Regions from separate parts of the Homo sapiens genome. Here region 2 is linked to region 1. A link is an interaction called in ENCODE POLR2A ChIA-PET data of the cell type or tissue named here. Cell type or tissue: OCI-LY7. All regions are shown on one strand. Links, peaks and the distances in the headings refer to the core of each region. The heading gives the core; the rest is flanking DNA. Region 1 holds the start of ZNF709 (zinc finger protein 709). Region 2 overlaps MAN2B1 (mannosidase alpha class 2B member 1).

Region 1 (16,062 bases), core at 4,035-12,034:
GTCATTGGTATCTTGATTGGGATTGCATTAAATCTCTAGATTTCTTTGGTTAGTATGGACATTTTAACAATAGTGATTCTAGGCCGGGCGCGGTGACTCGCCTATAATCCCAGCACTTTGGGAGGCCGAAGCGGGCGGATCACGAGGTCAGGAGATCGAGACCATCCTGGCTAACACGGTGAAACCCCGTCTCTACTAAAAATACAAAAAATTAGCCGGGCGAGGTGGCGGGCGCCTGTGGTCCCAGCTACTTGGGAGGCTGAGGCAGGAGAATGGCGTGAACCCCGGGGGGCAGAGCCTGCAGTGAGCCGAGATCGCGCCACTGCACTCCAGCCTGGGCGACAGAGCAAGACTCCGTCTCAAAAAAAAAAAAAAAAAAAAAATAGTGATTCTTCCAATGCATGAACATGAGTATCTTTTCATTTTTTTGTCCTCTTCAATTTCTTGCATCAATGTCTTATAGTTTTCATTGTAGGTATTGTTCACTTCTTTGGGTAAGTTAATTCCTAGGTATTTAATTGTAGCTATTATAAATGGGATTACTTTATTGACTTCTTTTTTAGATTGTTTGCTGTTGGCATATAGAAATGCTACTGATTTTTGTATGTTGATTTTGTATCCTGGAACTTTACTGAATTGGGTTATCATTTCTAATAGTTTTTCGGTGGAGTCTTTTTTTTTTTTTTTTTTTTTGAGACAGAGTCTCACTCTGTCGCCCAGGCTGAAGTGCAGTGGTACGATCTCAGCTCACTGCAACCTCACCTCCTGGGTTCAAGCGATTCTTCTGCCTCAGCCTCCTGAGTAGCTGGGAGTACAGGTGCATGCCACCATGACCAGCTAATTTTTGTATTTTTGGTAGAGACAGGGTTTCACCATATTGGCCAGGCTGGTCTCAAACTCCTGACCTCGTGATCCACCTGCCTCGGCCTCCCAAAGTGCTGGTTGGTGGAGTCTTTAGTTTTTTCCAGATATAGGATTATAATATTTGCAAATTCAACAACACATTAAAAATGTAATGCATCGTGACCAAGTGGGATTTATCCCAGGGGTGCAGGGTTGGTTCAACATATTGATAGTGTTCTATGAAGCACAAAAGCTATTACTTTTATGAGGCCCAAATTATGTGTGTGTGTGTATATATATGTGTGTGTGTGTATTCTATTGCACACACACATCAATTTTTGCTTTTGCTGTCATATGTAAGAATTCTTTTTTCCTTTTGTTTTTTGAATAGAGACGAGGGTCTCACTATGTGGCCCAGGCTGGTCTCAAACTCCTGACCTCAAGTGATCTTCCCACTTTGGCCTCCCAAAGTACTGGGATTACACGCATGAGCCACCACACTTGGCTGCATATGTAAGGATTCTTTTTTATTTTTTGAGATGGAGTCTCACTCTGTCATCCGGGCTAGAGTGAAGTGGCATGATCTCAGTTCACTGCAACCTCCACCCCCCCGGGTTCAAGTGTTTCTCCTGCCTCAGCCTCCTGAGTAGCTGGGATTACAGGCATGCACCACTATGCCAGGCTAATTTTTTGTATTTTTAGTACAGATGGGGTTTCACCACGTTGGCCAGACTGGTCTCAAACTCCTGACCACAGGCTGTCCGGCCCCCTCGGCCTCCCAGAGTGCTGGGAAAACAAGCATGAGACACTGCACCCGGCCTGCATATGTAAGAATTCTTTGCCAGATCCAAGATTATCAATATTTCCCACCTTTTTTTCCTAGGATTATTATAATTTCACCTCTTATGTTTTGGTCTGTGATCTATTTCAGTGAATTACCATATATTGGGTGATGTAGGGGTCCAACTTCATTCTTTTGCATGTGGCTATCCAGTTGTCTCAGCACCAATTTATGAAAACAATAGTCTTTGCATATTCTTGGCAGCATTTTGAAAGTCATTTGAGTATATATATATATATATATACATATATATATATATGTATGTATATATATATATGTATGTATATATATATATGAGTTTATTTCTGGGATTTCAATTCTATTCCATTGATCTCATCTATTTGACATTATAATTTTGCATTTACTGGAGACTGAATGACACAAATTGTAATCAGAAAACCATGGAGTTCTTCCCAGTTTGGAGAAAGGTAACAGTCATCTGCATAGTGCAAACCATCTCAGGTTTTTCCGATGAACAGGGTGATATCTAGCCAAATCCACAGTGATTTCCCAGTTGACAAATCCAAAAGAACTATGGATGTTTAGAGGGCAATTATCCAAGTTAGAATTGCAGCAAGCTACAGACAGAGGGTATTATTTTGATTTTCATCCCAATTTAGTTAAAAATAAGGTATATGTCTGGCGGCGGTGGCTCACGCCTGTAATCCTAGCACTTTGGGAGGCTGAGGCTGGTGATTGCCTGGGCTGAGGAGTTTGAGACCAGCCTGGGCAACATGGTGAAACCCCGTCTCTACTAAAATACAAAAGAAATTAGCTGGATGTGGCGGTGTGCACCTGTAGTCCCAGCTGCTTGGGAGGCTGAGGCAGGAGAATTGCTTGAACCCAGGAGACGGAGGTTGCAGTGAGCCGAGTTTGCCACTGCACTCCAGCCTAGGCGACAGAGCGAGACTCTGTCTCTACCAAAAAAAAAAAAAGTATATTTGACATTTTCAATCTTTAATGCTTTTTTAAACAAGAGAAGTAGCTGGGTAATTTTTGTTTCAATGATCCACAAAGACCCAAAAGCCCATGAAACTGTCCGCAGGTATCATTTCCATATGGTAGACCTCCAGCACACGTTAGGGAAGATGGAAAAAAAAAAAGTTAACAGCTTTGTGTTTTACTAGAGAGCAATTAAAACCTAATTTTTGTCCAACATTTCAATGACATATATGCATCTCACTATATGTCATTGGAAATTAATGTGATATAATCATTAGTATTTCATTTGACTAGCCCCATCCAACCATACGTCCTATCTTATGAATGAAAAATTTGAAGTATAGGGAGCACAAGGTCTTGCCTACATTCCTATAGCCCACAGTGCTAATGGAATCTCTCCGTCTTTTTTTTTTTTAGATGGAATCTCACTCTGTCACCCAGGCTGGAGTGCAGTGGCGTGATCTCGGCTCACTGCAACCTCCGCTTCCCAGGTTCAAGCGGTTCTCCTGCCTCAGCCTCCCGAGTAGCTGAGACTACAGGTGCACACAACTGTGCCCAGTTAATTTTTTTGTATTTTTGGTAGAGACAGGGTTTCACCATGTTGGCCAGGCTGGTCTTAAACTCCTGAATAGAGACGCCAGAGATAAATCCATACATCTATGGTGAACTCATTTTTGACAAAGGTGCCAAGAACATACATTGGGAAAAGGACAGTCTCTTCAATAAAGAGACTGGGAAAACTGGATAACCATATGCAAAATAATGAAACAGACCTCTCTCTCACCATATACAAAAATCAAATCAAAATCAGTTAAAGACTCAAATCTAAGACCTTAAACTATGAAACTACTAAAAGAAAATATAGGGAAATTCTCCAGAACATTGGAGTGGGCAAAGATTTCTTGAGTAATACCCTACAAGCACAGGCAACCAAAGCAAAAATAGATAAAGGGGTCACATTAAGTAAAGAGCTTCTGTACAACAAAGTGAAAAGACAAGCTACAGAATGGGAGAAAATATTTGCAGACTACCCATCTGACAAGGAATTAATAACCAGAATATAGACCGGGCGCAGTGGCTCACGCCTGTAATCCCAGCATTTTGGTAGGCCGAGGCGGGCGGATCACGTGGTCAGGAGTTTGAGACCAGCCTGACCAACATGGAGAAACCCCATCTCTACTAAAAATACAAAATTGCACATGCCTGCAATTCCAGCTACTGGGGAGGCTGAAGCAAAGTGCTGGGATTACAGGCATGAGCCATCGTGCCCAGCCCCGTAATCTCTCAGTTTTGAAGTTCGAATGTGTGCCACCACCTGTACTGGGCACTGTCAAAAATAGAAAACTTGGCAGGGCACTGTGGTTCACACCCGTAATCCTAGCACTTTGAGAGGCTGAAGCGGGCGGATCACCTGAGGTCGGGAGTTTGAGACCAGGTTCACCAACATGGAGAAACCCCGTTTCTACTAAAAATACAAAATTAGCCGGGTGTGATGGTGCATGCTTGTAATCCCAGCTACTCGGGAGGCTGAAGCCGGAGAATTGCTTGAACCCAGGAGGCGGAGGTTGTGGTGAGCTGAGATGGCGCCACTGCACTCCAGCTGGGGCAACAAGAGTGAAATTCTGTCTCAAAAAAAAAAAAAAACAAAAAAACTCAGAACACTGCAGGTACTGTATCAATGTTTACAAATAAGTCGTCAAATTTGAAAACAGGACTAATAAGACTACTTTGTGTTCCATTTATATGACATTCTGAAAAAGGCAAAGGTATAAAATTGTAAAAGAGAATAGTGGTTAAGAGTGGAGGAGTGGGCCGGGCGTGGTGGCTCACGCCTGTAATCCCAGCACTTTGGGAGGCCAAGGGGGGGCGGATCACAAGGTCAGGAGATCGAGACCATCCTGGCTAACACAGTGAAACCCCAGCTCTGCTAAAAATACAAAAAAAATTAGCCGGGTGTGGTGACAGGCGCCTGTAGTCCCAGCTACTCGGGAGGCTGAGGCAGGAGAATGGCGTGAACCTATGATCAGGAGTTCGAGACCAGCCTGGCCAACATGGTGAAACCCGGTCTCTACTAAAAATACAAAAATTAGCTGGAGTGGTGACGGACACCTGTAGTCCCCAGCTACTCAGGAGGCTGAGGCAGGAGAATCGCTTGAACTCAGGAGGTGGAGTTTGCAGTGAGCTGAGATTTCGCCACTGCAGTCCAGCCTGGGTGACAGGGTGAGAGTCTGTTTCAAAAAAGAAGTGAAAATCAATTGGGAAGAGATCTAGGAATTTAATCAAGATATAGTGTAGACTGTAGGCCTACTGTTTTTCAGGAGATAACTGGAGAATAAGATTTTTCGGGCCAGGCGTGGTGGCCCAGGCCTGTAATCCCAGCACTTTGGGAGGCCGAGGTGGGCGGATCACCTGAGGTCAGGAGTTCAAGTCCAGCCTGGCCAACATGGTGAAACCCTGTCTCTATAAAGAATACAAAAAAATTAGCTGGGCATGGTGGCAGGTGCCTGTAATCCCAGCTACTCGGGAAGCTGAGCCAGGAGAATCACTTGTACCTGGGAGGCAGAGGTTGCAGTGAGCCGAGACTGTGCCACTGCACTCCAGCCTAGGCAACAAGAGTGAAACTCCGTCTCAAAAAAAAAAAAAAAAAAAAAAAGATTTTTTGGGGGAGGGAGGGGGATCTGCAGGTGTCATATCAAAATAGAAATTATTTCTTTAAGCTGGGCATGCTAGTGCACACCTGTAGTCCCACTTACTTGGGAGGCTGAAGCAGTCCAGCCTGGGTAACATAACAAGATTACATCTTAAAAAAACAAAAACAGAAAACAGAAAAATGAACAGAGCCTGAGAAATATGCAGGACACTATTTAGTTGACCAATATGTGTGTAATAGAATTTCCCAAAGGAGAGGAGAAGAGTCTGGCAGCTCTTCAAAGATTAAAGATAGAATTACCATGTAACCCATCGATTCCATTCCTAAGTGTATTCCCAAGACAAATGAAATCCTATGTCTACAGAAAAACTTGTACATGGATGTTTATAGCAACCTTATTAATAACAACTAAAAGGTGGATACAAACCAAATGCCTATTAATGGATGAATGGATAAACAAAATGGGCTATATTGGTACAATGAAATATTGTTTTACTGTAAACAACAAATGAAGTATTGATACAAACTTCAATGTAAATGTCCCTTGAAACAGTTATGCTAAGTGAATGAAGTTAATCTCACAAAGAACACATAGTATATGATTCCATTCCAAGTCTACAATGGGAAAGCTATATAGCAACTGAAAGTAAATTAATGGTTGCTTAGGACAGAGGCTTGGAGGAGGAAGATGGGAAGATAGGACAGTGACAGCCAAAGGCTACAGGGGTTTCCTTTTTTTTTCCTTCCTTCCTTCCTTCTTTCCTTCCTTCCCTCCTTCCCTCCTTCCCTCCTTCCCTCCTTCCCTCCTTCCCTCCTTCCTTCCTTCCCTCCCTCCCTTCCTTCCTTCCTTCCTTCTGACAGGGTCTCACTCTGTCACCCAGGCTGGAATGCAGGATCACAGTTGACTGTAGCCTTGACCTCCTGGGTTCAAACAATCCTCGGGCCTCAGCCTCCCCAGTAGCTGGGACTACAGGTGTGCACCACCATGCCCTGCTAATTTTTAAAAAATTTTCTTAGAGATGGGGGAGGGGGGGGCCTCACTATGTTGCCCAGGCTGATCTCAAACTCCTGGGCTCAAGCAGCCCTCCCACCTAAGTTTCCTAAAGTGCTGGAACTACAGGTGTGAGCCATCATGCCCTGCCCATTAGTAGGTTTGATCCAATATCTTAAGTATATTGAGTTTCCTAGTACATGCCAAATTTACATAATCTTTTGTGGTTTTTTAAATAATCTCAGTGAAAATGGAATTAATTGCCTTATCGATATCATAGCCATTTACATTTCAAAATTCTCTAGGGGCTGGGTGCAGTGGCTCATGCCTGTAATCCTAACACTTTGGGAGGCTGAGGCCAGCAGATCACTTGAGCCCAGGAGTTCAAGATCAGCCTGGGTGAGATAGTGAGATGCTGTTTCTACAAAATAAAAATAAAAAGAAAGAAAGAAATTAGTCAAGCATGGTGGCACGTGCCTGAGGTTCCAGCTACTCAGGTGGCTGAGGTGGGAGGATTGCTTGAGCCCAGAAGGTCGAGGCTGCAGGGGGCTCTGATTGCACCACTGCATTCCAGCCTGAGGGACAAAGAAGGGCCCTGTCTCAAAAACAAAAACCACAAACCAAACAAACATAAAGGATCCACAAAAGTTCTCTAGGGACATAGTCAAAAACTGGTCCGAAATAAATATCCTTCCAGTGTTCAGTTTTACTGAACACATCTCATGGCTTTGGGTTTAACTGAATAATTCCTCACTGGGCACGGTGGTTCATGCCTGTAATCCCAACACTTTGGGAAGCCAAGGAGCATCACCTGAGCCCAGGAGTTCGAGACTAGCCTGTGCAACATAGTGAGACCACCCCACCACCGCCATCTCTACCGAAAAAAAAAAAAAAAGGAACTCCTTCTCTCAGACTAGGGCTGTGGGGTCCAAACTTCCCACTAGAGCAAAGTGTGGGGGGAGGGAAGGGATGGGTGACGGCCTAAACCCTGTCAGTTGTCAAAGATTAAAACGTAGTCACTCTTTGTTAGGTATGATGAGGTCACTCTGTCACTCTAAGTGTCTGTATTTGTAAACAAGAGTCAGAAATCCATGAATGGCCTCGCAGCCTTATGCTAAGTCTGGGAGCGTCTGACCCTTCCGTTCTAGTCTGGCATGGCCCGGGCGTCCTTTTTCGCTGTGGACAAAGAGCCTTTTTCTGGAAACTGAGCCTGGAATTTCCTGCGCTGTGCACGCTTGTGTCTCCGCGCTCAGAAGGAGCTGCAGGAAGACACCAGTGCCCGACCCCGGGTACGTTAACAAATTCTGCTTAGACGCAAATATCCGTGGCAGGGGAACAGATTCCTGACCCCGGACGAATGCAGGTTGCTTAGAGACGCGACTTCCCTACTAGCTGTCACTCAGGCAACGAAGGCGGGTCCAAGAGTGCAATGTCCAATCAGGGGCGCCGCCGGGAAGGCGGGCGGAGGGGCGCTGCGCAAACGGCGAGGGCGTGGCTACCAGCCGCTGCGCTCCGCTCTGGGGTCTCCTCACCCCAGAAGGCCCTCAGGTGGAGGAAGGGCCTCAGGTGGAGGTAGGACCTGTGCTGGCCGCGGGAGAGGTAAACAGAACACCAGGACATCCCAGAGTCTGGGAAATGGTAAGTGTGCGGGGCTGGGGGTCTTGAGATGGGAGAGAGGGGCGGGTTGAAACCGGCCGGATCTGGCTGTGGTGGGACCCAGGCCTCCCCGCCGTTGTCTCCCGGGTCTGTGGACCCGAGTCCTCCTGGCGCAGCTCGGCCCTCGGTCTCTTTGGCCGCAGGATGGGGCTGGGCCGGCAGCCGGGACCCCGGACGTCTTGTCAAGTCCCTGCGCGGCGACTGCGGCCCCAGTCCCGGAGCCCTCTCTGGGCAGCTCCGAGCCCGCAGCCTCGCGTCTCCCCAGATTGTGCTGGGGCACGGGAGGGTCATGGAGGGAATCCCGTCTCGGTCGTGGGGTTCGTGCGTGGGAGGAGCAGTGTTGTGTGGGGTCCTCAGTCCCTCTTTTCTTCCCAAGGGAGGACTCGTTTCTCAAGGTTTCCAAGTGTATGGGAAGCCAGATCTCAAACCCACGACCGTGTCCTCCAGCCTGGCTCTTCCCAGAGCTGGGATTAAATCCCTAAATTTCTAGATCTCTTTCAAATGCCAATGTCTTCTCTCCAGTTCACAACGTCGTTATTTCAACCAGACGCAGTATTTTAATTATCCTTTTTGTACAGAGGAATGGATGGTTCTTTTAAAAAGATTTAACGTATGCTTTGGGGTATTTATATGAGAGGAAAACAGAGGAGAAGGACTTGAAGCTACCTCGTGTAAAATGCTTGTGCCTCTCTTGCCAGTATCTCTCCTGGGACCTGACATCCTATGGGAACTCCTTTGGGTTGAGTCTCCTTTTTGGAAACTTTTCTGGGAGATCTGTCCTTTCCAGCGCAGCACTTCCCCTCCCTGGGCTTATCACCTTGAAAAGATTTACTCACTTAATTGATTCTCAAAAAATGTAAAATATACGTAATTAGGAGACCTACAGCCCAGCCAACATGGCGAAACCCCGTCTCTACTAAAAATATAAAAAATTAGCCGGGCGTGGTGGTGCACATCTGTAATCACGGCTACTCAGGAGGCTGAGGCAGGAGAATCACTTGAACCCGGGAGGCAGAGGTTGCAGTTGAGATGAGATTGCGCCACTGCACTACAGCCTCGGCGACAGAGTGAGACTCTGTCTCAAAAAAATAAAAAAATAAAATAAAATAAACCTTTAGAGTGGATGTAAAATATTTCCAAAGAGGCAAGAAAGAGATGGGTTTCAGAAAATAATAAAATATCAAGCTAGGAGCGTTGGCTCACGCCTGTAATCTCAGCACTTTGGGAGGCTGAGTCAGGAGGATCGCTTGAGCTCAGGAGTTCAAGACCAGCCTAGGTGACATAGAGAGACCTCATCTCTACTAGAAAAAAAAAAAAAAAAAAAAAAAATTAGCTGGGCGTAATGGCCTGCACTTGTAGTCCCAGCTACTTGGGAGGCCGAGGCGGGAGGATTGCTTGAGCCTGGGAAGTTGAGGCTGCTTTGAGCCTTGATCATGCCACTGCACTCCAGGCTGAGCAAGGTCTCACACCTTGTCTCAAAAACAGAAAATAATAATAATGAAATATCCCAGTATGATATTGCATTTATTAAAAATTTTTGTTTCTCTTTTTTTCTTCTGAGAATGTATAGCAAGTTCCTCAGGTCTGTTCTTTCCTTTTCGGTGATTTCAAATGGAATTCCATTCTGGGCTCAGGTTATCCACCTGCCTCAGCCTCCCCTTTGATTTCTTCAAACACAGGGTTTGTCTCATGTAAATATCAGTAGTGGTCCAGGTCACTTGACTGGAGAGCAAAGAGGACTCAGGTCAGTGACTCCAAGCTCTAAGACCAACCCTTGGGTCTCCCAAGGGATGTAATCGAAGGCCCAGTTGTTTCTTCCTAGGGAGCCTCCCCTGCAGGTGTCCTACCTGCTCATACCTACTGTGGAAGGAGCCCTTTGTACTGAGAGAAGCTGCTGAGCACTGGAAAGCTGGGGATCTGAATGCACGTTGGGGGATTGGCTGAATCCAGTGATGCCCTTCCTGAGGGCATAATTGTGGTTTCCTTGGGCCTATTTTTAGACATTAGGTTTGAGTTTTGCATCTGTTGTGTAGGTGCACTCAGTGTAATTTTTCTATAGTGAGAAAGTCTGTAAAGGCCAGGAGATCTGTCTCCTGGACACAGGATGAATGAACTGGGGAGTTCATTTGGGTCAGAACCTTAATCTCAGTCCAGTTGAGAGTTTCCTCACTTACAACAATTGAAGGGGCGATTTCCCTGTCACCAGGGGTGAGGGAATGTGTGGAGCTCGCTGAGTTCATTCCTTTGGCTCCTCAGGTGCCCCTGCCCTCTGTCACCAGGGACTGTCTCACTCTAAAGGTTGTTGCCCAACAGCAAGAATGTGGGCCCCAAGCTTGTGTATGTGTTTAGCTTTCTGAGTGTGGGTTTTCCTTCTGAATTGTGGAGAAGCAGTCTGCTAGTCTGAGCTGACTTGAGAGGGAGAGGGAGAGAGAGAGGGAGAGGGAGAGGGAGCGTGTGTGTGTGTGTGTGTGTGTGTGTGTTTGTGTGTGTGTGTGTGTATTTTAGAGGTGGGTTCTCACTTTGTTGGCCAGGCTGGTCTCAAACTGCTGGCCTCAAACAGTCCTCCCACCTTGGCCTCTCAAAGTGCTGGGATTACAGATGTGGCTTGGCTTTCCTTTCCCTTTCCTTTCCTTCTTCCTTTCCTTTCCTTCTTCCTTTCCTTTCCTTCTTCCTTTCCTTCCTCCTTTCTTTCTTTCCCCTTCCTTCCTTCCCTTTTTTTTTTTTTTAAGTCAGTGTCTCACTCTGTCACCCAGACTAGAGTGCAGTGGTGTGATCATAGCTAACTGTAACCTCGAACACCTTTCTTGGCTCAAATGATCCTCCCACCTCAGCTTCCCAAGTACCTAGGACTACAGGTGTGCACTGTCACACCTGAATTTGTAAATTTTTTGTAGATCCTCACTGTGTCCAGGCTGGTGTTTTTTTTTCCCTTTGGATTCCTTTATTTGCTGACTATTACAGCAGCTGAATTCTAGTTTCTGTTAACACTTTTTAATGTTATTCCATATGTGAGTGTGTTAAATTTTGTTTCTTGGGTTTGAAAATGTAAGTCGATTGAAAGGTATGATGCAACTAAGGCAAGAAAATTCTGAAACCAGGCCGGGTGTGGTGGCTCACGCCTGTAATTTCAGCGCTTTGGGAGGCTGAGGCAGAAGGATCACTTGAGGTCAGAAGTTCGAGACCAGCCTGGCCAACTTGGTGAAACCCTGTCGCTACTAAAAATATAAAAATTAACCAGACATGTAATTTTTGGTGGGTGGCTGTAATCCCAGCTACTCGGGAGGCTGAGGCAGGAGAATTGCTTGAACCCCGGGTTGCAGGGGAGGTTGCAGTGAACCGAGATTGTGCACTGCAATCCAGCCTGGGCAACAGAGCAGGACTCCATCTCAAAACAAAAAAAAAGAAAACTCTGGAACCAAACAGAATATTTGTTTCTTTTAGGCAAGAGAACCTCAAGATAAGAGATGAATGTATTTACATTCTCAGGTACATTTTTCATTTTTAGATCGGTTTTTGTATGTGCATGTCATAGAGTACTTGGAAATTTAAAAGAGGCCAGGCATCGTGGCTCATGCCTGTAATCCCAGCACTTTGGGAGGCTGAGGCAGGTGGATTGCTTGAGCCCAGGAGTTTGAGACTAGCGTGGGCAACATGGCGAAACCCTGTCTCTACAAAAAAAAAAAAAAATTAGCCAAGTGTGGTAATTTTAGCTGGGTGTAGTCCCAGCTACTCAGGAGGCTGAGATGGGAGGATCCCTTGAGCCTGGGAGGCAGAGGTGGCAGTGAGCCAAAATTGAGTCAGTGTGCTTCATTCAGCCTGGGCGACAGATTAAAACCCTGTCTCAAGAAACAAAAACAAAAACGAAAAAACCTCAAAGTCCATATGATTCCTATTGCAAATGAATTTCCACTGGAACTGAAAGGAAAATGCAATTGAACTTTTTTTTTTTTTTTTGAGACGGAGTCTTGCTCTGTCGCCCAGGCTAGAGTGCAGTGGCGCGATCTCGGCTCACCGCAAGCTCTGCCTCCCAGGTTCACGCCATTCTCCTGCCTCAGCCTCCTGAGGAGCTGGGACTACAGGCGCTCGCCACCACGCCCGGATAATTTTTTGTATTTTTAGTAGAGACGGGGTTTCACCGTGTTAGCGAGGATGGTCTTGATCTCCTGACCTCATGATCCACCCGCCTCGGCCTCCCAAAGTGCTGGGATTACAGGCGTGAGCCACTGCACCTGGCCTGAACTTCTTTATTTGGTAGAATAACTACTCAAAGCTTATATATATATTTGAAAATCCTAACATACTTAAGATAAAATGCTAATGCATTATAATATGCTACTCCTTCCCAATAGCACCTCCCAGTGTGAGATGGTAGGACACATAATAATGCACCTTGTCATTATAGTTAGAAAGAGATTTGAAAGTTTTTCACTTTTGTAATTGTCAGTGCTTAAAGTATTAAGTTTTTGTTTGTTTTTTTTTTAAAAAACAGGGTCTCGCTCTGTTGTCCTAGTTAGAGTACAGTGGCACAATCATAACTCACTACAGCCCTGAACTCCTTTCACCTCTGCCTCCCAAGTAACTAGAATTACAGACATGAGCCACCATGCCCACCTAATTATATATATATATTCTTTTTTGTAGAGACAGGGTCTCACTCTCTTGACCAGATTGGTCTTGAACTCCTGGCTTCAAGCAATCCTCTCAACTTGGCTTACCAAAATTCCCTAGTATGAGCCACCACACCCAGCTGGATTCAGTCTTTTTTTTTGAGACAGAGTCTCACTCTGTCACCAGGCTGGGGTGCAGTGGCACAATCTCAGCTCACTGCAGTCTCCTACTCCCAGGTTCAAGCAATTCCCCTGCCTCAGCCTCGCGAGTAGCTGGGACTACATGCGTGCACCACCACGCCCGGCTAATTTTTTTGTATTTTAGTAGAGACGAGGTTTCACCATGTTGGCCAGGATGGTCTCGATTTCCTGATCTCGCGATCCACCTGCCTTGGTCTCCCAAAGTGCTAGGATTACAGGCGTGAGCCATCGCACCCGGCCTGGATTAAGTCTTAGGATTGTTTCATACGTAGAAAATTTTAATCAAAATTTAAAAAGCAAAAGTAAGTTGATTAAAAATGAAGATTATTAAGTAGTAAAATATGGCTTATTTAAATTTAGCTGTTTATTTTAAAGAAATCATGCATGTGGAAGTTAGAAAAAAATCCACAATAGTTGAGTCTAACTTGAAAAGACTCACTGCCAGCATATTCTGGTCCAGTCCAGCCAGGGCACTTGCTCTAGCCACCCCCCAAATACTCACTTTTGATAATTTTTTATTTTTTTTGAGATGGGGTCTTGTTCTGTTGCCCAGGCTGGAGTACAATGACATGATGATAGCTCATTGCAGCCTCAACCTCCTGGGCTCAAGTGATCTTCCCACCTCAGCCTCTTCAGTAGCTGGGACTACAGGTGTGTGCTGCCACTCCCAGCTAATTTTTAAATTTTTTGTAGTGATGGAGTCTTACTATGTTGCTCAGGCTAGTCTTGAACTCCTGGGCTCAGGCAATCCTCCTGCCTCAGCCTGTCAAAGCACTGGTGTTATAGGTATAAACCACTGTGCCTGGCCTTTTAATAATTTCTTAAGCATACTGTCAGTGTTTCTTTTTATAAAAATAAGCAATTGCAAATGCATGTTTTTCATACTCATGTTGGTTCTGTAATGAGTAGTTGGACTCTGCATGTTTTGATTTTGGCTGTGCACATCATAAGCGTCACCCTTCTCTCTTCTCCTCGTGCTGCACACCTGGGCAAGCTGAAAAAGTCTGGGAGCAGGAAATTCAAACCACAGAAGCTCCTGCCCTTGAGCAGGTACTCTCTTGTAGCCCCACCCCCAAACTACAATAAAAACCCAGGCCAGGAGGCTTTCTTTGCTCTCTGAAGCTATGTCACACCTGCTTGGGCAGCCTGCCCTGCTTTCCCCAAGACCTCAATGATCACAGTAGTGAGTCTTTTCATACCCTTTGGTGTCTGTTCTCCACGCTGTTATTAGTGTCAACATTGGAACGACACAGGAATTGTTACCATGAGCATGGTGTTCAGACATTGACTGTCACCCCATGGGTCTGTCTTCTCTTGCACTGAATTGCTACCTGCTCTGTTGCCTGATGGCCAGCATGCACTTTCAGCTGCTGCTTTCTGGGAAGCTACTACTTTGAGTTGTGCTACTCTGTGCTGCATGTTGAGCCCTGCCAAGTCTGGGTTCTATGTTTAGCCAACTGGAGTTGGCCGTTTTGATAATTCCTTGGCTTTTTTGAAGAGGAATATGAGATTTGATACTCCTTAAAGTGGTCCTGGGTAGTGTTTCTTGGCCTGGACTTATCTGTGTGTTTTAGAGTGAAGCTGTGACTGCTGCTGACCTGGCATACAAGGTGCTCATGGGAAAGACTACCTGCCAGAGCAGTCATTTTTGAAAAAGAGACAAAAGAGAGGGGGAAAGGCAGCTGTTAGATGGTGGGCCGAGTCCACACTCCTAATAGCACAGGGCTCCCAAGGACCCTTAAGTGTTGCTGCTGTTGCTCTATTGCAGCAAGGATGCTGACCCTCAGGATTATAGGGCACACTCATGTTTCCTCTGCAGCATTGCAAAGGGTTCATTCAAAGCCAGCTTAAGGCCCAGGTGCTTAAACTTTATAAAGCAACCATGAGGGACAGGCCCCTAAGCCTGATAATAGTGATTTGTGGCTCTCTGGAGGGAAAAGAACACCCCTCCCCTGTAGAGAGGATTTTGCTGTCAAAATATATCCAGGGACAAAAACAAAAACAAAACAAACATGTTAGGAAGGAAAGGAACAAAAGAAAAAAATGCTGAAAAAGAGGTCCACAATTTGACCCAATTGGAAATTCCAAATAGACTAAAGGAATTTAGACGGCAAAAAAGATAAAAGAGCCTCTATATCATAGGTTCTGTATTAATTTTAACATCTTATGTAATGTATTAATTAACACACTATAGGATTAGCCAATACAAGGGCTCAAATTATGGTTATACCTGGGAGACCCACTAAAATTTAAGCAAGGTATCCCCTGATAATCTTAAGGGAGTTACTGAATATAAAATAGAAGACAAATAAGTATGTCTCATCTTAGCCATCATAACTGTGCCTAAATTCCCCATGTTCATGGCACCCAGTGTCCTAAAATACGCCAGAATGAACAGGTAAACTCTAAACCAGTGAGTCATAAGTGAAATTTAAATTAAATCTTTGGCACTTACAAACTGGCTTGACAGAATGAGACCCTGTGGAACTTACTCCCCAGTTAAATTAGTTATGATGGCTCAATATAAATTGAACAGGGCCTTGAAGGGTTGAAAAGTATTATGTAAAACTTGTTTAGTGAGGAAGTGATTATTCCCCGTGCTTCTCGTTTTAAAAGTACAGTTTGGCCTTTCTTAAACTTGGAGAGAATGAATGGCAACCCACAATGGATTACCATAACCTTAATGCTGTGGTCCCACCCATTAAGCCCCTATACCAATATCCAACATGGAAATTACTGACACCATCCAGCTGATCTCACAGATTTCACCATCTCACAGGCTAATTATATAACTTTACCTAGTTTCCCAAGGGAACCTCAACAGCCTTGCTGTTGCACAGTCTTTGCAGGCAAAATCTGAACTGCATCCACCTTTCTCTAGAACACAGGTATGATATTACATTAATGACAGCCTTGTCTGAGGACATTGTTTTGGCATTCATTCAGGACACATAAATACTGAAAAAAAAAATAGAGCTTACAAAAAGTCCATTGCCCCATATATAAAATAAGAGACCTTTATGTTTTGGTTAAGTTCCTAAAAACCATTTGGTAAAAGGAGGGCCGCTCCATCCCTGACACTACTATGAAATAGCTATTGTCCCTCTGACTACCCACAGCATCTTCTAGGTTCTTTTGATGTTCTGGAGGCAACATATTCCTTGTTTATAAATTTTACTTAACCACTTTATGCTGTTAATTGCAAATTGGCCCACCTTAAGTGGGTCCCCCTACCGCAAAAGGCTCTAGAGTCTTTTTCATTCTCTTAACACAGAGCTTTCATAGAGAAGGAGCTTTTGCATTTTAATGAAGTCAAACTTACTGATTTATT
Region 2 (12,866 bases), core at 4,867-12,866, 170 kb before region 1:
GAGATTTGTCATGCCACGTGCAAGCTGTATAACATGCGTGTCGCTCCGCCTGCCTGGACTCTCCATTTGGAGACCTCCTATACATCCCACAAAGCCCCACCTGCTGTGCATCCTCTGGGAAGCCTGCCATGCAGGGGGCCTCTTTCCCATATCTGGGAACTATGGCCTGGGAGCGACCCCTCTTGTCCTTCCGCCAGAAATGTGTACACAGGCAGGCTTTCACATTCCCAGTATCACCCACCCTACTCCCACTCCTGGCTCTGACCGCTGACCCTGACCTTGCCTGTCCTGGCACAGGGCGCCTGGAGTTCGCCAATGGTGGCTGGGTGATGAACGATGAGGCAGCCACCCACTACGGTGCCATCGTGGACCAGATGACACTTGGGCTGCGCTTTCTGGAGGACACATTTGGCAATGATGGGCGACCCCGTGTGGCCTGGCACATTGACCCCTTCGGCCACTCTCGGGAGCAGGCCTCGCTGTTTGCGCAGGTGCGACCCGGGACCTCTCTTGGGCCCACTTCTTCACTCACTCTGGCTCCTCCCTCGCCCAGTCAAACCCCGCCCTCTCCCTGCAATCTCACAAGGACCAGGCCCAGGCCTAGGCCTGTTGAAGCCCTGCCCCTTGAGTGAGCCGTAAAGCCAGTGGCTTTTGAGCTCTGGCCTCAGCCGGCTATGCCCAGCCCAGGCTGACCCAGCTCCGGCTGGCTCCGCCCTCTCCCCTAATAGGCCCCTCTTGGTGTTCTGGCCCCACCCACTAGCTCGGGTCCTGGCTCCTCCCTAAACCGGGTGGCAAGTGGATGCCTAGGCTGCCTTAAAAACAGGTTCATTACCTGTGCTCAGACCCCATCCATCCTCAGGCTGTGGAAGGGGGAACCTCATTCCTGGAGTCAGGCCTGCTCTGCGCTTTGACAGTGCTGGGGAGGTGAACCTGGGTTCTGATGTTGGACCCGCCCTCTCCCTGCTAGCCCAAGGTGGTGAGTTCTGAAACTTCCCCAAGCTTGGAAATAAGCTGGAGGCCTCTCTGTTTCAGCCCTACGTGTTTTTGTTTTTGTTTTTTGAGACAGGGTCTTGCTGTCATCCAGGCTGGAGTGCAGTGGTGCAATCCTAACTCACTATAGCCTCAATCTCCCGGATTCAAGCGATTCTCCTGTCTCAGCCCCCCTAGTAGATGAGACTACAAGAGCGCACCACTACGCCTGGCTAATTTTTAAATTTTTTGTAGACAGTCTGCCCGTGTTGTGCAGGCTGGTCTCAAAAACTCCTGGGTTTAAGTGATCCTCCTGTTTTGGCCTCCCAGAAGGCTGGGATCATAGGCAAGAGCCACCACATCGACCTAGCACTGCTTTTTAACCTGTGCTCTGACCTGCCCCTCCCAAGCAGAGGGGAGTTTGGTGGTGAGAGGGCTGGGCACTAATTCACACTGCCTTTTCCTCCCTCATCCCCAGATGGGCTTCGACGGCTTCTTCTTTGGGCGCCTTGATTATCAAGATAAGTGGGTACGGATGCAGAAGCTGGAGATGGAGCAGGTGTGGCGGGCCAGCACCAGCCTGAAGCCCCCGACCGCGGACCTCTTCACTGGTAGGGGGCTTGGTGAGGGCAGGGCCAGCCATGGTGCCACACACTCAGAAGGGCCCTGGGCTTGATATCTGCTCTGTTGTCACTGTCCTGGAATTCCTATAGTCTGGGAACAAAGGCCCTGCATTTCCTTTTGCATTGGGACACAAATTCTGAAGCCCATCCTGGGTGGGACATGGCCGGCTTTGAAACCAGGGAAGGTCTGGGTGATGGGCCACCCCTTGAACTTGGTGTGACCTGCAGGTGTGCTTCCCAATGGTTACAACCCGCCAAGGAATCTGTGCTGGGATGTGCTGTGTGTCGATCAGCCGCTGGTGGAGGACCCTCGCAGCCCCGAGTACAACGCCAAGGAGCTGGTCGATTACTTCCTAAATGTGGCCACTGCCCAGGTAACCCTGGTGTCCAGAACCTTCGAGTCCGGTATATACAATACAATGAGCTCTTTCCATGGTACAGGCATCCCCTAACACGTTCTCCTTATTTTTAATTTTTTTGAGACAGTCTTACTCTGTCACCCAGGCTGGAGTGCAGTGGTGCGATCTCGGCTCACTGCAACCTCTGCCTCCTGGGTTCAAACAAGCACATCCAGCTAATTTTTGTATTTTTGCACTGGGGTCTCATCATGTTGTCCAGGCTGGTCTCAAACTCCTGAGCTCAAGTGATCTGCTTGCCTCGGCCTCCCAAAGTGCCGGGATTACAGGCATGAGCCACCGCACCTGGCCTCTATTTTTAACATTTTTATTTATTTATTATTATTTTTTTTTTTTTGAGACAGAGTCTTGCTCTGTCACCCAGGCTGGAGTGCAGTGGCATGATCTCAGCTCACTGCAACCTCCGCCTCCCGGGTTCAAGCGATTCTCCTGCCTCAGCCTCCTAAGAAGCTGGGATTAGAGGCACCTGCCACCACACCCAGCTAATTTTTGTATTTTTAGTAGACAGGGTTTCGTCATGTTGACCAGGCTGGTCTTGACCTCAGGTGATCTGCCCGCCTCAACCTCCCAAAGTGCTGGGATTACAGGTGTGGGCCACTGTGCCTAGTCTATTTTTAACATTTTTATTGAGAATTCCTTTTTTATTTTTTTTAGACTCACTCTGTCGCCCAGGCTGGAGTGCAGTGGCACGATCTCGGCTCACTGCAACCTCCACCTACTGGGTCCAAGCGATTCTTCTGCCTCAGCCTCCCGAGTAGCTGGGATTACAGGTGCCCACCACCATGCTCGGCTAAGTTTTATGTCTTTTTAGTAGAAAGGGGGTTTCACCATATTGGCCAGGCTGGTCTCGAACTCCTAACCTTTTGACCCACAGCCTTGGCCTCTCAAAGTGCTGGGATTACAGGCGTGAGCCACCGCGTCCAGCCTTTAACATTTTTATAATTAAAAAACATTATTTTTTCACAGAGATAAGGTCTCACCATGTGGCCCAGGCTGGTCTCAAACTCCTGAACTCAAGTGATCCTCCTGCCTTGGCCTCCCAAAGTGCTAGGATATAGGTGTGAGCCACCATGCCTGGCATAACACGTTCTCCTTAAAAAAATTTTTTTTTCCTTTCTTTAAAAATTGATGGCTGGGCATGGTGGCTCACGCCTATAATCCCAGCATTTTGAGAGGCCGAGATGGGCAGATCATCTGAAGTCAGGAGTTCAAGACCAGCATAGCCAAAATGACGAAACCCTGTCTCTACTAAAAATACAAAAATTAGTCGGGTGTGGTGGCGCACGCCTGTAATCCCAGCTACTTGGGAGGCTAAGGCAAGAGAGTCGCTTGAACCTGGCAGGTGGAGGTTGCAGTGAGCCGAGATCACGTCACTTCACTCTAGCTTGGGCAGCAGAGTGAAACTCTGTCTCAAAAAAAAAATTGTTTTAGATTAATTTTTTTTTTTTTTCTTGAGACAGGGTCTTGCTGTGTGGCCCAGGTTGGTCTTAAACTCCTAGACTCAAGCGATCCTCCTGCCTCAGTCTCCTGAGTAGCTGGGATTACAGGTGTGAGCCCCTGTAATCATGTTCTCATGCCCCCTGGAGGAAGATGCTATTCTATTCACCATCACAATGTCCCCCTCCTGGATTTATGTGCATTCCTCATTAGAAGAGATAGCATAGGCTGGGCAAGAGATAGCATGGCATGGTGACTGGATGCCCTCTTCTAGGTAGTGGGTCCAAGAGAACTGCTCAACAACTGGTGGCTACTTTTATCTGTGTCCCCACGCTCCCAAGTGCCATACCCCCACCCATGCCTGTGCACCCAACATCCTTGACCCCATATACATCAAAACACAGCTATACACAGGGATGGCCCAGGATCCTCTGGCTTCAGGACTCCCCTCTTGCCTGCAGGGCCGGTATTACCGCACCAACCACACTGTGATGACCATGGGCTCGGACTTCCAATATGAGAATGCCAACATGTGGTTCAAGAACCTTGACAAGCTCATCCGGCTGGTAAATGCGCAGGTCAGTGCGCCTACCCTGTGGTACCCTTGTGCACATGTGCGCTTGCATCCGGGGGCCTTGGGTTATGTGCATAGCTCTCAGTGCTGTCTTTGTTTTCTATTGTTCTATTGTGGTCATTCTATAACAAATGACCACACACTTAGCAGCTCAAAACAACAGAAATACATTGTCTTACAGTTCTGTAGGTAAGAAGTCCAGCATGAGGCCGGGCGCAATGGCTCATGCCTGTAATCCCAGCATGTTGGGAGGCTGAGCCGGGCAGATCACGAGGTCAGGAATTCGAGACCAGCCTGACCAACATGGTGAAACGCTGTCTCTACTAAAAATACAGAAATTAGCTGGGTGTGATGGTGCGTGCCTGTAATCCCAGCTACTCGGGAGCCTGAGGCAGGGGAATCTCTTGAATCCGGGAGGCGGAGGTTGCAGTGAGCGGAGATTGTACCACTGCACTCCAGCCTGGGCCACAGAGAAAGACTCTGTCTCAAAAAAAAAAAAAAAAAAAAAAAATCCAGCCTGAGTCTCACCAGGCTATAATCAAGGTGTTGGCAAGGCTGTGTTCCTTCTGCAGTCTCTAGGAGAGAATATAATTTCCTTGCTTTTTCCAACATCTAGAAGTTACCCACATTCAAAATCTATTCTTGGCTCCATCTTCAAAGCCAGCCACATAGCATCTTTCTGACCCTGTTTCTGTAATCACATCCCTTTCTCTCATTCTCACCTCTTCTGCCTCTCTCTTCCACATTTTATTTATTTACTTAGAGACGGAGTCTCGCTCTGTCGCCCAGGCTGGAGTGCAGTGGCGTGCTCTCGGCTCACTGCAACCTCCGCCTCCTGGGTTCAAGTGATTCTTCTGTCTCAGCCTCCCAAGTAGCTGGGACTACAGTCGCGTGCCACCACGCCCAGCTAATTTTTGTATTTTTAGTAGACAGGGTTTCACCATGTTGGCCAGGATGGTCTCGATTTCTTGACCTCGTGATCCACCCCGCTCGGCCTCCCAAGGTGCTGGGATTACAGATGTGAGCCACTGTGTGGCCTAATTTCCCTACTTTAAGTTTGGCTGATGAACAACCTCAATTCCATCTGCAACCTTAATTCCCCTTTTGCCATGTAATCTAATGTGGTAATAGGTTCTGGGGATCAGGACATGGACACTTTTGGGCAGTTATCATTTTACCCAACACAGATGTGTTAGTGTTTTGCACTAAGTGGCCTGTGGCTGTGGCTGTGTGCACAGTCAGTCACTCTCATCAGCACAGAAACTTGTCTCCCCTCTCCCATCTCAGACACCCCTTCCCATCAATCTTGTCCTCACTACGGTGCAATCTCCATTCCCACCTTCCACTCGCTCCCAGCACTGCTATTTCACCAAAACAGCTCTTTTATGTCATTTATTTTTATTTATTTTTTCTTTTTAAAATTTTATTTATTTATTTATTTATTGAGACAAGAGTCTTGCTTTGTCACCCAGGCTGGAGTGCAGTGGCATGATCTTGCCTCATGGCAACCTCTGCCTCCTGGGTTCTAGTGATTCTCCTGCCTCAGCCTCCCAAGTAGCTGGGACTACAGGCATGTGCCACCAACCCTGGCTAATTTTTGTATTTTTAGTAGAGGCAGGGTTTCACTATGTTGGCCAGGCTGGTCTCAAAACTCCTGACCTCAGGTGATCCGTCCGCCTTGGCCTCCCAAAGTGTTGGGATTGTAATCTGAGGTGGGCGGATCACTTGAAGACAGGAGTTGGAGACCAGCCTGGCCAACATGGTGAAACCTTGTCTCTACTAAAAATACTACAAATTAGGTGGGCGTGATGGCACTCATCTGTAAGACCAGCTACTCGGCAGGCTGAGGCAGGAGAATCGCTGGAACCTGGGAGGCGGAGTTTGCAGCCAGCTGAGATCGTGCCACTGCACTCCAGCTTGGGCGACAGAGTCAGACTCAGTCTCAAAAAAAAAAAAAAAAAAAAAAGTTTATTGAGCACCTACTGTGTACATTGGGGGACACAGCTCGTGCAAAACAAACATCCTTTTCCTCACATAGGTCACTTTCTTGTTCCTCCACCTTGCTCAGGTGAAAGTGCACCTCCATTCATTATAAAAATTGTGTCTAGGCCGGGCACGGTGGCTCATGCCTGTAATCCCAGCACTTTGGGAGGCTGAGGCGGGCGGATCATGAGGTCAGGAGATCGAGACCATCCTGGCTAACACGGTGAAACTCCGTCTCTACTAAAAAATGCAAAAAATTAGCCGGGTGTGGTGGCGGGCACCTGTAGTCCCAGGTACTCATGAGGCTGAGGCTGGAGAATGGCGTGAACCCAAGAGGTGGAGCTTGCAGTGAGCTGAGATTGAGCCACTGCACTACAGCCTGGGCAACAAAGTAAGACTCCGTCCCAAAAAAAAAAAGTTGTGTTTTTTGGTAACAATCTGACAGTCCTGCAAAACGATTATTCCTGCCCTATAATGTCACACTTAGTTTTTCCACAAAAGTTTTTAATAATAAAGTTGGAATTATTGTAAAAGTTTAGTAAAATTTCAGGTTTATTCTTGCATCTCTGAAATCCTTTTAAAAAAGGCTAGTGGTCATGTTTGACTTCAGCCAAAATTCATTTTCACACCCAACCATTGGCTTGCACGCCAAATATGTATTTAGAGAAACTGAACCTATGGGATGCATGAATGTGCACACATGTGTGGAAGTGTGGGCCCCCAGGAAGGTGCGGACTCCCGAGGGCTCACTCCGTCGCCTCCCCCAGCAGCAGGCAAAAGGAAGCAGTGTCCATGTTCTCTACTCCACCCCCGCTTGTTACCTCTGGGAGCTGAACAAGGCCAACCTCACCTGGTATTTGGGGAAACTGGGGAGCTTGGGGGGGTTGGCATGCCCCGTGGGTCATGACCCTGCCCTCAATGCCCCTGCCGCTGTAGGTCAGTGAAACATGACGACTTCTTCCCTTACGCGGATGGCCCCCACCAGTTCTGGACCGGTTACTTTTCCAGTCGGCCGGCCCTCAAACGCTACGAGCGCCTCAGCTACAACTTCCTGCAGGTGGGTAGGAGCCGGGCTAGAGGGGGCATGCAGCCCCGAGGCCCGACAGGCTGGGCGCCCCAACATACCCCTCTGCCTCCAGGTGTGCAACCAGCTGGAGGCGCTGGTGGGCCTGGCGGCCAACGTGGGACCCTATGGCTCCGGAGACAGTGCACCCCTCAGTAAGTGTCGGGCCCAAGAGGGGAAGAGGTTTGCGGCTGAAGTTGGAAACCACCCCTAGGCCGCCCCCCTCGAGTTTCTTCTTTTTTTTTTTTTTTTTTTTTTTTTTTGAGACGGAGTCTCGATTTGTCTCCCAGGCTGGAGTGCAGTGGTGCGATCTCGGCTCACTGCAAGCTCCACCTCCCGTGTTCACGCCATTCTCCTGACTCAGCCTCCCGAGTAGCTGGGACTACAGGCGCCCACCACCACGCCCGGCTAATTTTTTGTATTTTTAGTAGAGACGGGGTTTCACCATGTTAGCCAGGATGGTCTCGATCTGACCTCGTGATCCGCCCGCCTCGGTCTCTCAAAGTGCTGGGATTACAGGCGTGAGCCACCGCCCCCAGCCGTCCTCGAGTTCCTTCTTAAAGCCTCTAAGAATCCTGCCCGCCAGCACCGGACCTTTCGCTTCCCCTTGGGGTCTCAGCTGAGTCCCACAGAACCTCACCGGACTCATTGTCTATGAGCAGATGAGGCGATGGCTGTGCTCCAGCATCACGACGCCGTCAGCGGCACCTCCCGCCAGCACGTGGCCAACGACTACGCGCGCCAGCTTGCGGCAGGCTGGGGGCCTTGCGAGGTGCGCGGGGCGAGACTTGGGAGACACGGGGGTGGAGACAGGAAGGGGCGGGGCCAGGGCCTGGGAAAGGGGACAGAGACAGGTGTGAGGCGTAGCCGAGAGCCCTGTGGCGGGGCTACAAGGGCTCGTGGGGGCGGGGCTTGTAGGAGGCGGGGAAAGATACAGGAACGGGGCGGGGCTTTGGAGGGGGGAAGGAGGCGGGGCGTGGGCAAGAGGAGGCGGAGACAGCTATGGGGTATAGTCAAGGGCAGCAGGGTGGGGCTAGAAGGGGTTTTGGGGCGACTCTTGAGGGAGGCGGGACAGAGACCGGAACGGGGCGGGGCCTGAGGAGAGGGGAGGAGTCAGGCCTGGCGTCCTGAACCCACCGGTCCCTTTGCGCTCTTCCGCAGGTTCTTCTGAGCAACGCGCTGGCGCGGCTCAGAGGCTTCAAAGATCACTTCACCTTTTGCCAACAGCTAAACATCAGCATCTGCCCGCTCAGCCAGACGGCGGCGCGCGTGAGCCGGGACGGGAGGGGTGGATCTAGGGCAGATGGGCTTTAGAGGGGGTAGTTGGAAAATGTTTTTGGAGGACTATACAGGAGTGAAATTACGTGGGCTGCGAAGCTGGGTCAGCAGAGAGAACAACGCATCTCGAGGGGGCTTGGCCTTAAGTGCCGTGACCACACTAGGACCAGCCAGGGGTGTTTCTGTGCAAAGTGGGTGGGTTTGGAGAAGGCCTGCTGTGACCCATGCCCTCTCTGACCCCCGCCTCCCCAGTTCCAGGTCATCGTTTATAATCCCCTGGGGCGGAAGGTGAATTGGATGGTACGGCTGCCGGTCAGCGAAGGCGTTTTCGTTGTGAAGGACCCCAATGGCAGGACAGTGCCCAGCGATGTGAGCCCAAACAACGAATATTCCCCCGCTGGGACTCCTCCCCCAGTGGGCATTTCCTCATCGCCCCCATGGATATCGCCTGCTTCCATGAATACCTCCCACTCATGCATATCTCTTCCCCCCTCTTGTATCTTCTCCCTCTGCCCCTTAATATCAGTCTCCCCTTGGGAACATATGCCTCCTGTGAGTGGTCCTCCCTTTTTTTTTTTTTTTTGAGACGGAGTCTCGCTCTGTCACCCAGGCTGGAGTGCAGTGGCGCGATCTTGGCTCACTTCAAACTCCGCCTGCTGGATTATAGGCATGAGCCACCGTGCCTGGCTGGTCCTCCATTTTAATACCCCGCTTCCCCAGGAAAATTTATTGCTGTTTATGGACATCTCCTTCATTCCAGAAAACGTCCTCCCCCAAACCTCTTCCTCCCCCGAGAACCTGCCTCAAGGGTTTCTTCCCCTACTTCCTCCTTCACTCCCCCGACTCCATGGTCTCTCCACCCTCCCGGTGGGTTTTTTTTTCCACCTGGTGAATCTTCTCTGCAATCATTTCCTTGGAATCTGACTGTCCCCCCACCACACACACCTCCATTTCCTTTCCCCATCTCAGGACTCTTTTCCTTCCTTGAGTTTTTTGTCTCCATGCATGTATAGCTTTCCATGGGTACTCTTGACTCAGTTTCCCTCCTCCTTTATCCGAGGTGGTAATATTTCCCAGCTCAGACAGCCAGGCGCACCCTCCGGAGCTGCTGTTCTCAGCCTCACTGCCCGCCCTGGGCTTCAGCACCTATTCAGTAGCCCAGGTGCCTCGCTGGAAGCCCCAGGCCCGCGCACCACAGCCCATCCCCAGAAGATCCTGGTCCCCTGCTTTAACCATCGAAAATGAGGTGAGACCCCATTTCAATCCCCTTTCCTGCTCCTGTGACAAATTTGAAGTGTCATGGTGAGCTGTGTGGACTCTGGGTCAGCAGGTCCCTAGGCTTATGACCTCCTGTCACAACTCCCCTCATTGTGTGTCCTTGAGCAAGTGACCTTTGTCTGAGCCTCAGTGTCCTTTCCTGGGACTGTTATGAGGACCCAGTGTGATCATGGGTGACACTTGACAGACATGTCAGAGTTGGTGGCAGGTGGTGGTTCGCAATTTTGGCAGGGACGTTTCAGGGAAGGTGTTCCCGATAAAGGTGACATTTAAGATATGACCTGAGGGAGGGAGCCGTGTGGCTATTTGAAGGAAGAGAGATCCAGGTGGGGAGAGAATAACAGGCATAAAAGCCTTCGAGCAGGAGAGTGTGCAGAATTCCAGGAGCCACAAGGAGCTCAGTGTGGCTGAAGCAGGGTGAACGGGTGACAGGTCAGACCTTGAGGGCCTTGAGGACCAACAGGAAGACTTTGGCTTTTGCCAGTCATTGTTGCTCATGTGTCTACTCCTAGCTCTTTGGGAGGCTGAAGCGGGAGGATCACTTGAGCCCAGGAGTTGTCCCAGCTAATTGGGAGGCCCAGATGGGAGGTTTGTTTGAGCTGGGGAGTTCGAGGTTGCAGTGAGTAATGATTGTCCCACTGTACTCCATCCTGGCAACAGAGTGAAACCCTGTCTGAAAAGAATAATAATAAAATAGGCCAGGCATCGTGGATTATACCTGTAATTCTAGCACCACGGGAGGCTGAGGTGGGTGGATCTACTGAGCTCAGGAGTTTGAGACCAGCTTGGGCAACATGGTGAAACCCAGTCTCTACAAAAAATTAGCTGGGGGTGGTGGTACACGTCTGTAATCCCAGCTACTTGGGGGCTGAGGAAGGAGGATTGCTTGAGCCCAGGTGGCAGAGGTTGCAGTGAGCCGAGATCATGCCACTGCACTCCAGCCTGGGTGACAAAGTGAGACCCTGTCTCAATAAAATAAAATAAAAGAAGTTCTGCAGTAGGACTGTTCATGTTAGGAAGAAAACATCTTTTTCATATTTTTATTAAAATAAAATAAAAGAAGTTAAAACGTTCCCACAGGCCCCTAAAAGTCTTGTGAGTTCTGGCATTGTGGTTCACACATCAGATGCCCAAGTTGGCCCTGGTCCGCAGCAGAGGAGGGCTTTGATGGGACTTAGGGTATCACAGGTGTGCTCTGGCTGTTGTGGGGAACAGACTGTAGGCAGCCAGTGTGGAAGTGCAGGGACCTGGAAGGGGTTGACTGCACTGGCCCTGGAAGGCCCTGGTAAGAGGTGGTGAGGTTGAAAATAAGGTTGGGGGGGCCGGGCGCGGTGGCTCACACCTGTAATCCCAGCACTTTGGGAGGCCGAGGCAGGCAGATCACGAGGTCAGGAGATGGAGACCATCCTGGCTAACACGGTGAAACCCTGACTCTACAAAAATACAAAAAATTTAGCCAGGCGTGGTGGCGAGCATCTGTAGTCCCAGTTACTCGGGAGGCTGAGGCAGGAGAATGGCGTGAACCCGGAAGGCGGAGCTTGCAGTGACCTGAGATGGCGCCACTGCATTCCAGCCTGGGCAACAGAGTGAGACTCCGTCTCAAAAAAAAAAAAAAGAAAAAAAAAGAAAAAAAGAAAAGGCTGGGGTGGGCACGTTGGCTCATGCCTGTAATCCCAGGACTTTGGGAGGCTGAGGCTGGCAGGTCACCTGAGGTCAGGAGTTTGAGACCAGCCTGGCCAACACAGTGAAACCTCGTCTGTACCAAAAATACAAAAATTAACTGGGCGTGGTGGTACACACTTGTAGTCCTAGCTACTCGGGAGGGAGAGGCAGGAGAATCACTTGAACCCAGGAGGTGGAGGTTGCAGTGAGCCGAGATCATGCCACTGCACTCCAGCCTGGGGGACAGAGCAAGACTCTGTCTCAAAAGCAAACAAAAAAAAAATCAGGTTGAATGGCTGGGTGTGGTGGACTGCTTGAGCCCAGGAGTTGGACACTAGCCCCAGGCAACATAGTGGGACCCCCATCTCTAGAAAACAAATTTAAATTTTTTTTTTTTTAATTTAGTAGAGATGGAGTTTCACTATGTTGGCCAGGCTGGTATCAAACTCCTCACCTCAGGTTATCCACCCAACTTGGTCTCCCAAAGTTCTGGGATTACAGGTGTGAGCCACCACGCTCGGCCCTAAAAAAATTTTAAATTGAGAAAAAAAGGGGCCAGGCGTGTTGGCTCATGCCTGTAATCCCAGCACTTTGGGAGGCTGAGGGGGGGGTGGATCATGAGGTCAGGAGTTCGAGACCAGCATGGCCAATATTGTGAAACCCTGTCTCTAATAAAAATACAAAAATTAGCCAGGTGTGGTGGCATGTGCCTGTAGTCCCAGCTATTCAGGAGGCTGAGTCAGGAGAATTGCTTGAACCCGGGAGGCGGAGGTTGCAGTGAGCCAAGATCACGCCACTTTCTGCACTCCAGCCTGGGCGATAGAGCGAGACTCAGTCTCAAAAAAAAAAAAAAAACAAAAAACCCAGGCCAGGTGCAGTGGCTCACGCCTGTAATCCCAGCCCTTTGGGAGGCCAAGGCGGGTGGATTACCTGAGGTCAGGAGTTGGAGACCAGCCTGACCAACATGGCGAAACCCCGTCTCTACTAAAAATACAAAAATTAGCCAGGCATGGTGGCATGTGCCTGTAATCCCAGCTACCCAGGAGGCTGAGGCAGGAGAATTGCTGGAACCCAGGGGCAGAGGCTGTAGTGAGCAGAGATTGCGCCCCTGCACTCCAGCCTGGGCGACACAGCAAGTTTCTGTCTCAAAAAAAAAAAATAAAAATCCGGCTGGGCACAGTGGCTTATGTCTGTAATCCTAGTACTTTGGGAGGCCAAGGTGAGCAGATCACTTGAGTTCAGGGGTTTGAGACCAGCCTGGCCAACATGGTGAAACCCTGTCTCTACTAAAAATATGAAAATTAGCCAGGCGGGGTGGTGGGCACCTGTAATCCCAGCTACTTGGATAGCTGAGGCACGAGAATCACTTGAACCCGGGAGGTGGGGGGTGCAGTGAGCCAAGATTGCACCACTGTACTCTAGCCTGGGCTACAGAGTGAGACTCAGTCTCAAAAAAAAAAAAAGAAAAAAGAAAAATTAAAAAAAGAAAACACACACACATACACACACAAACCCATCTGTGGACCCTTTTCTGCCCAGCACATCCGGGCAACGTTTGATCCTGACACAGGGCTGTTGATGGA

The links. ChIA-PET counts read pairs that join two places held together with the same protein. Peaks named below come from ENCODE experiments on the same cell type or tissue, not always from the same donor. Only the 100,000 strongest peaks of a DNase experiment are listed, where the experiment ranks them.
Region 2: POLR2A ChIA-PET joins it to region 1 with 5 read pairs; 4 of 35 experiments call an interaction of 5 or more read pairs at or near these places.

What each region holds. Positions count from the first base shown.
Region 1 is chr19:12,476,498-12,492,559 of GRCh38, reverse strand. It overlaps ZNF709 (zinc finger protein 709), which reads left to right and starts at 7,744. Exons shown (of 4, transcript NM_152601.4): 1 at 7,744-7,905. The coding sequence starts at 7,903. In OCI-LY7, for the core only: no CTCF peak of the experiment used is centred there; DNase peaks (open chromatin) are centred at 7,699, 7,999 and 9,889; H3K4me3 peaks cover 2,824 bases; H3K27ac peaks cover 805 bases.
Region 2 is chr19:12,652,417-12,665,282 of GRCh38, reverse strand. MAN2B1 (mannosidase alpha class 2B member 1) reads left to right here. Exons shown (of 24, transcript NM_000528.4): 4 at 298-491; 5 at 1,448-1,580; 6 at 1,821-1,966; 7 at 3,907-4,023; 8 at 6,773-6,855; 9 at 6,939-7,059; 10 at 7,142-7,220; 11 at 7,728-7,837; 12 at 8,227-8,334; 13 at 8,596-8,712; 14 at 9,404-9,589; 15 at 12,823-12,866. Among named protein-coding and RNA genes, the nearest start is that of MAN2B1, 7.9 kb to the left of the region's middle. RefSeq lists enhancers at 49-98, 1-871 and a silencer at 7,762-7,962. In OCI-LY7, for the core only: a CTCF peak has its summit at 7,176 (motif pointing right); a DNase peak (open chromatin) is centred at 7,982.